2 separate regions of the Homo sapiens genome follow, and region 1 is linked to region 2. A link is an interaction called in ENCODE POLR2A ChIA-PET data of the cell type or tissue named here. Cell type or tissue: K562. All regions are shown on one strand. Links, peaks and the distances in the headings refer to the core of each region. The heading gives the core; the rest is flanking DNA. Region 1 has its middle 9.9 kb from the start of SLC16A10. Region 2 has its middle 19 kb from the start of GTF3C6.

Region 1 (5,379 bases), core at 106-5,105, 140 kb after region 2:
CTTTTATCTTAATTTTCAGAGGCCAAGCTTCAGGTGATCCTTCTCAGGGGTTGCCTAACTAATTGGAAGAACAAAATCCCCACAAACGTAAGATTTGAGGAGAAAAAGACCCCTACATTCCCCATTCCCCATAGGGTGCTCTTTTCTGTGGTCACTAGTATGTTAAGCCATAGCAATGGGGGCAGGTCAGGGTAGGTGAGAAGGAGGGAAGGCTCATCCGACCTCCTCTCTTTTAAAATAGAAATAGGAAATATTATGTCTCTACACGTGGACAGGAGAAGGTATAGGAGGTACTGAAGCAAGGCCATGCTGAGGCTCTGGAAGCCTGGGGTCTTGTTGCTGTCATGCTGTAGACGTCCGTGTAGTCAGGGAATAGTCAAATGTCCATCATTTCATTTTTCCCAGCCTCAGTTTCTTCATCTGCAAAATGGGAAGGTTAGACTGAATCAGTGTTCTTCAAACCTCAAAGCACAATCTATTAGTAGGTGGTGGAATCAATTTACAGTTTTTATCAACAGTTTTCAAAAAACGAAATAAAACATCAGAATGTGCTGTCTTGTACTTAGTAATGTAAACATTGTTTTGTTAGACTGTTGTTCCAATTGTGTGTGTTTGCGTGTATGTACTGGGTAATGACATCCAGCGTGTTTCTAACTATGAGTTATGGTAAAAAATGTTTTAAAAACACAGGAATCTGTGATTCTTGAGGTTCCTTCCACCTGGTGTTTTAGGTTTCCCTGTCTCTGCAGAAGGCTCTCTTTGGGGATTCACCTCCACTGTGATTTGGAAGAACAAGTTTCCATGATGCCATCCCACACTCTCCTCCCAAGCAGGCAGTCTTTGTTTGTATTGAGCCTGTGACATGCAGAGCCCCTCAGAAGGTGAGCAGAGGAGGGGGTGAGGTGTAACTGAGAGCCATGTTGTTAATGTGGACTCCCTGACATTTACATACACTGACATAGTTTCTTGGCATGGCGTAGGCCCTTCAGTTTTACAATGATGCTTTAGAAGAGTTTTTTGCCTTAAACAGGAGGTCAGACAAAATAATAAACTCCCTCCTCTAGAGGTAATATTGTATAAGTCCATGAATACAACATTTCAAGAGCTATTTATAACTAAGGACATCATTTTCAGCAATTGCCACAACAGCAGCACGTTCACAGTGAGGCATGGGTCACAGAGAACTTCTGGCCATTTTTCTGCTTCATTTCCTCAATAGTCCTGAGGCCTGAGGTCAGCTGCTTGTGAGGGGTTGAGTCACAACTTGCTCAAATCTTCTTCCTCCAAAATCCTTTTAACTTCTGCTATACTACAAGGAAACCGATTATTTTCACCAAATGTAAATTATTAAACATGCTTTTTTGGTCAGGCACGGTGCTTACCCCTGTAATCCCAGCAATGTGGGAGGCCAAGGCAGGAAGTCTCCTTGAGGACAGGAGTTTCAGACCAGCCTGGGCAACATAGCAAGACCATGTCTCTACAAAATAAGTTTTAAATGTTAGCTAGTGCATGCCTGTAGTCATAGCTACTTGGGAGACTGAGGTGGGAGAATCGCTTGAGCCCAGGAGAGGGAGGTTACAGTGAGCTATGATTGCACCACTGCACTCCAGCTTGGGCGATGGAGTAAGACACTGCCTCTAATTAAGAAATTTTTTAAACCTGTTTTTTCTTCTTCTGACAGTAAATTTAATTCTATTCAGTACACTTCAACAAACATCATAGGAAGGATCTGTGCTGAAGGGAGATCTTTGTTGAGCAGCCATGCTTTGGGGACACAGCATGGGGAGCCACAGGCCACAAATAGGACATATTCCCAAAGCTTGAGACCTGGTTAGGCAATGTTGCTGTATGCAAATGAAGCTGTTTAAATATCTAAACCACAGTTGTCATTCCAGAATATTTTCAAAGACTATGTGGCTCATGCCTGTAATCCCAGCACTTTGAGAGGCCAAGGCGAAACCCCATCTCTACTAAAAATACAAAAGTTAGCCAGGTGTAGTGGCGGGTGCCAGTAGTCCCAGCTATTTGGGAGGCTAAGGCAGGAGAATTGCTTGAACCCGGGAGATGGAGGTTGCAGTGAGCTGAGATCATGCCATTGCACCCCAGCCTGGGCAACAGAGTGAGACTCCTTCTCAAAAAAAAAAAAAGAAAAAAAAAAAATATATATATATGGGTTTCTTCAAACCTCATGAATAGCACTAAAGTATATCTAAGGTAAACTACAGCATGACTGAGGTAATGCTATCATAATAGAATGATGGCATATGGGGTGGACCAATTGGGGTTAGATGCCCAGGAATTGTTGTGGGTCCCTAAGCACAACAACAGACCTAGCCTCTTGAAAGCTAGCGACTGGACCACGGCCACACAGATGTGAAGTGACAGAAGCTCATCTGATTCCCAATGCTGGCTGGGCACGGTGGCTCACCCTGTAATCCCAGCACTTTGGGAAGCCAAGGCAGGTGGATTGCTTGAGGCCAGGAGTTTGAGACCAGCCTGGCCAACATGGCGAAACTTTGTCTCCACCAAAAATTACAAAAATTAGCCAGGTGTGATGGTGGGCACCTGTAATCCCAGCTACTCAGGAGGCTGAGGTGGGAGAATCGTTTGAACCTTGGAGACAGAGGTTGCAGTTGCAGTGAGCTGAGATTGTGCCATTGCACTCCAGCCTGGGCAACAAAGTGAGGCTCTGTCTCAAAAAAAAAAAAGCCAGGTGCAGTGGCTCATGCCTGTAATCCTAGCATTTTGGGAGGCCGAGGCAGGTGGATCACCTGAGGTCAGGAGTTCAACACCAGCCTCATCAATATGGTGAAACCCCGTCTCTACTAAAAACAAAACAAAACAAAACATTAGCCGGGTGTGGTGGTGTGCACCTATAGTTCCAGCTACTCGGGAGGCTGAGGCAGGAGAATCACTTGAACCCAGGAGGCAGAGGTTGCAGTGAGCTGAGATCGTGCCATTGCCCTCCAGCCTGGGAGAAAGAGTGAGACTCTATCTCAAAACATCACCCCACCCCCCCACCCCCCAAAAAAGAAAAAACCCAAGTGCTTTTGCCATTATAGCCAATGTTTTCTATAGTGGACTTGGGGAGACATCAGGGTAGCATAGCTTGATGACATTTTCTCTAAATATTATTAAATCTTTTTAACCTGGTTCTGAATCCCCTAAGAGCCTTTTTATAGTAATAGGTTTTGTCACACAGAGCTTTCCCCCTTAGAAAATAAGGCACTGTGCAACCCGTAAGAATACTCAAGTTGGCCTGACAGCACATGAAATTACATTTAAAAATGATATTGCAGGTTCTCAATTCATTTTACTGTAAATTTGCTTTCACTAAATCATTCTCTAGAGGCTAAATGGCTCTGGTGAGGGGAGATAATTCAATTCTGGAACACAAAGAGCTGAAGACCAGACTCTGGGCCCACATCACACCCCCAAGGGTGGAGTGTCCTGGGGGCCTGAGGGGTGTCCTGGGGGCCTGAGGGGTGTCCTGGGAGCCTTGGGCTGCTCTCTGCCCTGTCCTATAGACATACCCCAGCACAAGGCTGGAGAAATCTGATGGAACAATTAACAGCATAAAAACCGATGCCCAATGTTTTGCTTTTGAATACACCTAAGATAGGAACCAAAATGTTTGAGGACAGAAGTCGTTGCATTAAAAAAATGAAATGGTGCTGGGCATGGTGGCTCACACCTGTAATCCCAGCACTTTGGGAGGCCAAGGGGGCAGATCACCTGAGGTCAGGAGTTCCAGACCAGCCTGACCAACATGGAGAAACCCTGTCTCTACTAAAAATACAAAATTAGCCGGGCGCGATGGCACATGCCTGTAATCCCAACTACTCAGGAGACTGAGGCAGGAGAATTGCTTGAACTCGGGAAGTGGAGGTTGCGGTGAGCCAAGATCGTGCCATTGAGCTTCAGCCTGGGCAACAAGAGCGAAACTCGATCTCAAAAAAAATAAAAATAAAAATAAAAAAGAAAAGAAATGGTGAAGTTATTTTCCATTAGAAATATAAAATAGGTTGGGCATTTGTAGCTGCATCAAAATAAAAATTTAAAAAGTGTATTCATTTAAGATGTAGGATTTAGATGTAACATAAACTGTAAAATGAGAAAAAAATTTAAAGTTTTAAAAAATGCCAGTAGTTTTTGGAGAACATGTGGTTTTTGGTTACATGGATAAGTTCTTTAGTTTGATTTCTGAGATTTTGGTGCAGTGTACCCAAGCAGTGTACACTGTACTCAATGGGTAGTCTTTTATCTCTCACTCTCCTCCCACCCTTCCCTGGAGTCCCCCAAGTCCATCATATCATTCTTATGCCTTTGAGTCCTCACAGCTTAGCTGCCAGAGAAAAATTTTTTTAAGGCTGTGTTATTTTAACCTAGGAGACCTGGCTTTACTGTCAAATGCCAGACTAAAAGAAAAATTATCATTTAATGATAATTGAAGCACTATATTTAAATTTCCCCAGATTTCTCAAAAATATAATATACTACAGTGGTGGGATCAGATAACTATATAAAAACTTAATTGCTTTTTACTGCATTAGCAGTAACCAGTTAGAAGTTCTTACGGAAAAAAATTCATTCCCAAAAGCAGTGACAACAGCATTGGCAGCAAGAAAATGAAATGCCTGACATAATCCTAACAAGAAATGCATGGGATCTACATGGAGAAATATTAATAAATATCACTAAGTAAAAGCCAATTTCTCTGTTAGAAAATGTGAAGAACAACCACCAAGAAACAATTTATAAAAAAGAAAATACAGATGGTCAATAAATATGATCTTTCTCACTGATAACCAAAGATTTGAAAAAGAAACTAACAATGAAATTTCATCTTTATCCTAAATTGGCAAAGATTTAAAAATAATTATATTATTCAAGATTTCCTGCTAGGTGCAGTGGCTCATGCCTGTAATCCCAGCACTTTGGGAGGCTGAGGTGCACAGATTGCTTGAGCTCAGGAGTTCAAGACCAGCCTGGGCAACATGGTGAGACCTCATCTCTACTAAAAATAAATTAACAACAACAAAAAAAGAAGCCAGGCATGGTGGTGTGCACCTGTGGCCCCAGTTACTTGGGAGGCTGAGGTGGGAGGATAGCTTGAGCCCAGGGGGAAGAGGTTGCAGTGAGTTGAGATCATGCCACTGCATGCCAGACTGAGCAACACAGTGAGACCCTGTCTCAAAAAAAAAAAAAAAAATTCCTGGAGTACACTAACATGGGCATTTTGATACAGTACTTGTGGTAGTATGAATTGATAAAGTTCTTTAAAATTTAGCAATGTATTAGGAGCCTTAAAATACTGCTTTTCACCAGTAATCTCACATCTAGAACTCTATTCTAAGAACTTGTTAGAGATACAAAGAT
Region 2 (5,379 bases), core at 233-5,232:
TAAGACCAGCCTGGGCAACAGAGCGAGACCCATGTACCTACAAAAAATAAAAAAAATTAGCCAGACATGGAGGCACACACCTGTAATCCCAGCTATTTGGGAGGCTGAGGTGGGAGGATTGCTTGAGCCCAGGAGGTCAAGGCTGCAGTGAGCTGAGATCATGCCACTGCACTCCAGCCCAGGCAACAGAGCAAGACCCTATCTAAAAAAAAAAAAAAGAAAAATTAGACTTTGTCACCTACTGCCTACGTGAAGCCTTGGACAAGACACATTTGTCAGTCTCCATTCCTCCATCTGTAAACTGAGGGTGGTAATAATCTACCCTCAGGCTTCTTGTAAGAACTGAAGAAAAACATGAACATCAAGGATTTGACAAACTTCCTGGTTTATGATAGTTACTTAACTGGTGGTCATTATTATTAGGTGTCCTATTGGGAAAATAATGAGGTAACCCCACCCCACAAGATGAACAAGAAGAGACTGGAAGGCCAGGCAAGGTGGCTCACCCCTGTAATCCCAGAACTTTGGGAGGCTGAGGTGGGAGGATCACTTGTGGCCTCCCAAAGTGCTGGGATCCAGACCGGCCTGGGCAACACAGTGACAACGCTTCTCTATGAAAAAAATATTTTTTGTTTGTTTGTTTGTTTTGAGACAGGGTTTTGCTCTGTTGCCCAGGCTGGAGTACAGTGGTATGAACACAGCTCACTGCAACCTCGACCTCGTGGGTGCATGTGATCCTCCCACCTCAGCCTCCTGAGTAGCCAGGACTATAAGCGCATGCCACCGCCCTCGGCTAATTTTTAAAAAAAAATTTTTTTGTAGAGATGAGGTAGTGCCATGTTGCCCAAGATGGTCTCAAACTCGCTTGAGCAATCCTCCCACCTCAGCCTCCCAACATACTGGATTACAGGTGTGACTCACTGTGCCCAGCCTGAAAATTTTCTATTTTTAGAGACTGGAGCAGACACTACTAGCTGCCTTCCCTCAATTCATTGTCCTTTTATTTATTTATTTTTTTCTTTCTGAGAGAGCAGGAATATTGCTAACCACAGAACTACATTTTCCAACCTCCTTCACAGCCCAAGGGTGGCCATATTCCACAGTGTTGGTCAATGGGACTTACATGAAAGTCTACTGGATGTTCTTTTTGTAATTTTTTTTTTTTTGAGACAGTCTCACTCTGTTGCCCAGGCTCGAGTGCAGTGGCGCCATCTTGTCTCACTGCAACCTTTGCCCCCTGGGGTTCAAGGGATTCTTGTGTTTTAGCCTCCCAAGTGGCTGGGATTGTAGGTGCACACCACCACGCTCAGCTAATTTTTGTATTTTTTAGTAGAGACAGGGTTTCACCATGTTGGCCAGGCTGGTCTCTAACTCCTGACCTCAAATGATCCGCCTGCCTTAGCCTCCCAAAGTTCTGGGATTACAGGCGTGAGCCACCACGCCCAGCCTCTACTGGACTTTCTCTTTTTTTTTTTTTTTTTTTTTTTGAGATGGAGTCTCACTCTGTCTCCCAGGCTAGAGTGCAGTGGCGCAGTCTCGGCTCACTGCAACCTCCGCCTCCCAGATTCTCTTACTTCAGCCTCCCAAGTAGCTGGGACTACAGGTGCATGCCACCACACCCAGCTAATTTTTCTATTTTTAGTAGAGAAAGGGTTTTGCCATGTTGGCCAGGCTGGTCTCAAACTCCTGACCTCAGGTGATCCGCCTGCCTCAGCCTCCCAAAGTGTTGGGATTACAGGCATGAGCCACCATGCCAGGCAAGGACTTTCTATTTTATTTTCTCCTTACAGCTTTCTTCTACTTCCCTGGCACAGACACGTGGGGCTGGGGTGCAAAGGCCATCTTTTGATCAGGAGAGACAATGAGCAGAATAGAAGACAGAAAACATAAGATACAAGAAGAAGAGACACTGGTGACATGATGGAGACACTGCCGCTCAAGACTACCTACTCTAATTACCTATGTGAGAAGACTAAACCCATGTGGTGAAAAAAAAAGAAAAGAGAGACATAATCGTCAAAGACCGAGAAGCAAAAGTCAGCCTGGCAAAGAAAACAGCATTAGCAAAGGCCCAGTGGCAAAGAGAATATAAGGCAGGATGTAGAGTTTCAATAAATCATCTTGGTTGGAACAAAAGGGCCAGTTGGTGGGTGAAAAGGAAGAGTGTGAGGTTTGATAAGGTGTGGTGGGTTCTGATACAAGTCAAACTGTCATAACAAATGAAAACATTCATAACACCCTAAGTACAACAGTTTTGCTCTTATAACTTCCTTTCTTGAAATGTGTTGGTAATAAAACATTCTGTAAGACCAAGCTATTTATTCTTTTTTTATTTTTATTTTTGAGACAAGGTCTTGCTCTGCCACCCAGGCTGGAGTGCAGTGGTGCAAACACAGCTCACTGCAGCCTGGGCTCAAGTGATCCTCCTGCCTCAGCCTCTCGAATAGCTGAGGCCACGGACATGTGCCACCATGCTCAGCTAATTTTTAATTTTTTGTAGCGATGGGGTTTCGCCATATTGCCCAGGCTGGTCTCAAACTCCTGGGCTCAAACTCCCCTGGGCCTCCCAAAGGGCTGGGTTTATAGTCGTGAGCTTCCACACCCAGCCCTAGACCAAGCTATTTAAATAAGTAATATTTTGTAAATAGACTAAAGAGCAATGCCATCAAGATGATAGAGCAAATAAAATGGTATAGGCAATGTCACGGATGAAAAGGAATTTAGAGATATCTCTTTTAATTCAACCTCTCTTTTACCAGATAAGAAGTTAAGACTCCTGGCAATGTAGGGTCCTGTCTAAAGTTTTGACAATGCCAGACAACACTGCTGCCTCATTTACTAACAGTTGATGGAATCTTTGTGTTCACAACTCTACCCGAATTACACGACTGTTATTCTTTGAAGATCAATATGAAAAATATGAAACATATAAAAAATTAAAGAAAAGACAAAGACACTATACCCAGAAGATGTTGAAATTAAGGATGGGAAGTTTAGACTTGGATTGGGGCAGTGGTTGAGAGAAATAGAGGAGAGATCAAGAGACATTCCAGTTGAGAAAGTATTACCTGTACTACATTTTCAGGGTGACTGCCTGAATAAGGAGGCCATAAGAGAAGAGAAAAATAAAGATTTCCAACTGTGACCCCAGCATCAGAAGTGAAGGTTAATTTAGAAGTGGTGGTTGTTCAAGGGGAAAGGTAACAACACATTTCATCTAAAAGTAACTCTTGGCCAGGCACAGTGGTTCACACCTGTAATCCCAGCACTTTGGGCAGGCTGAGGCAAGAGGATCACTTGAGTCAAGGAGTTCGAGACTAGCCTGGGCAACATAGTGAGACCTCATCTCTTAAAAAAAAAAAAAAAAGAGTAATCCCAGCACTTTGGGAGGCCGAGGCGGGCGGATCATGAGGTCAGAAGATCAAGACCATCCGGGCTAACACGGTGAAACTCTGTCTCTACTAAAAACACAAAAAAATTAGCTGGGTGTGGTGGTGGGTGCCTGTAGTCCCAGCTACTCAGGAGGCTGAGGCAGGAGAATGGTGTGAACCTGGGAAATGGAGCTTGCAGTGAGCTGAGATCATGCCACTGCACTCCAGCCTGAGCGACAGAGCAAGATTCTGTCTCAAAAAAAAAAAAAAAAACAAAAAAACAAAGAAAGGTAATTATTTGAGGCCAGGTGAGGTGGCTCATGCCTATAATCCCAGCACTTTGGGAGGCCAAGGCTGGTGAATCATGAGGTCAAGAGATGGAGACCATCCTGGCCAACATGGTGAAACTATGTCTGTACTATACAGGTTTGAAGCTATACAGATTGAGTTATCCCTTATATGAAATGCTTGGGATCAGCAGGTTTTCAGATTTCTGGCTGGGTGCAGTGGCTCACGCCTGTAATCCCAACATTTTGGGAGGTCAAGGGGGGTGGATCCCTTGAGCTCAGGAATTTGAGACCAGCCTGGCCAACATGGTGAAACCCCATCTAGTAAAAATACAAAAATTAGCTGGGAGTGGTAGTGTGCACCTGTGGTCCCAGCTACTCAGAGGCTGAGGCAGGAGAATCGCTTGAACCCAGGAGGCGGAGGTTGCAGTGAGCCGAGATCACGCCACTGCACTCCAGCCTGGCAACTGAGCGAGACGCCGTCTCAAAAATAAAAAAAAAAAGTATTTGCAAGATGAAGTAGTTCTGGAGACCAGTTGCACAACGTGGATACATGTGACATTAATGAACTGTGCACTTAAAGTTGGTTAAGATTGTAAACTTTATTTTAAAAAAGAACTAAAAAGTACCTGTAATTTTTTTTTTTTAAAGACAGGATCTCACTCTGTCACCTAGTCTGGAGTGTAGTGGCACCATCTTGGCTCACTGCAGCCTCCCACCTCCCAGGCTTAAGTGATCCTCCTGCCTCAGCCTCCTGAGTAGCTGGGACTACAAGCCTGCACCACCATGCCCAGCTAATTCTTATATATTTTTTTGTAGAGACAGGGTTTTACCATGTTGACCAGGCTGGTCTTAAACTCCTGAGCTCAAGCAGTCTGCTCACTTCTGCATCTCAAAGTACTGGGATTACAGGTGTGAGCCACCTTGCCTGGCCATCTCTCTTTCTCTTTCTTTCTCTCTCTCTCTCTCTGTCTCTCTCTCTCTCTCTCTGTCTCTCTCTCTCTCTCTCTCTCTCTCTCTATATATATATATATATATATATATATATATTTTTTTTTTTTTTTTTTTTGTCCTTGAGATGGAGTCTCACTCTCTTGCCCAGGTTGCAGTGCAGTGGTGTGGTCTCAGCTCACTGCAACCTCCACCTCCTGGGTTCAAGCGATTCTCCTGCCTCAGCCTCTTGAGTAGCTGGGACTACAGGTGCGCACCACCACACCCAGCTAATTTTTGTATTTTTAGTACAGATGGGGTTTCACCATGTTGGCCAGCCTGGTCTCAAACTTCTGTCCTCAAGTGATCCACCTACCTCGCTCCCATAGTGCTGGGATTATAGACGTGAGCCATCATGCCCAGCCAAGCCCATGATTTTTTTTTTCTTTTTTGAGATGGAGTCTTGCTTTGTCGCCCAGGCTGGAGTACAATGGCGCGATCTCGGCTCACTGCAACCTCTTCCTCCCGGGTTCAAGCAATTCTCCTGTCTCAGCCTCCCGAGTAGCTGGGATTACAGGTGCACCACTACGCCCAACTAATTTTTGTATTTTTAGTAGAGATGGGGTTTCACCATGTTGGTCGGGCTGGTCTCGAATTCCCGACCTCGTGATCCACCCACCTCGGCCTCTCAAAGTGCTGGGATTACAGGCGTGACCCACCACTCCCGGCCTAAGCCCATAATTTTTAAAGTAATTGTTTTTATTAATTTAAACTTTTGCTCAATCTACTTT

What was found. Peaks named below come from ENCODE experiments on the same cell type or tissue, not always from the same donor. Only the 100,000 strongest peaks of a DNase experiment are listed, where the experiment ranks them.
Region 1: POLR2A ChIA-PET joins it to region 2 with 5 read pairs; 2 of 35 experiments call an interaction of 5 or more read pairs at or near these places.

The regions. Positions count from the first base shown.
Region 1 is chr6:111,074,945-111,080,323 of GRCh38, forward strand. No RefSeq gene overlaps it. Among named protein-coding and RNA genes, the nearest start is that of SLC16A10, 9.9 kb to the right of the region's middle. In K562, for the core only: no CTCF peak of the experiment used is centred there; no DNase peak of the experiment used is centred there.
Region 2 is chr6:110,937,489-110,942,867 of GRCh38, forward strand. No RefSeq gene overlaps it. Among named protein-coding and RNA genes, the nearest start is that of GTF3C6, 19 kb to the right of the region's middle. RefSeq lists a silencer at 864-1,064. In K562, for the core only: no CTCF peak of the experiment used is centred there; a DNase peak (open chromatin) is centred at 2,153.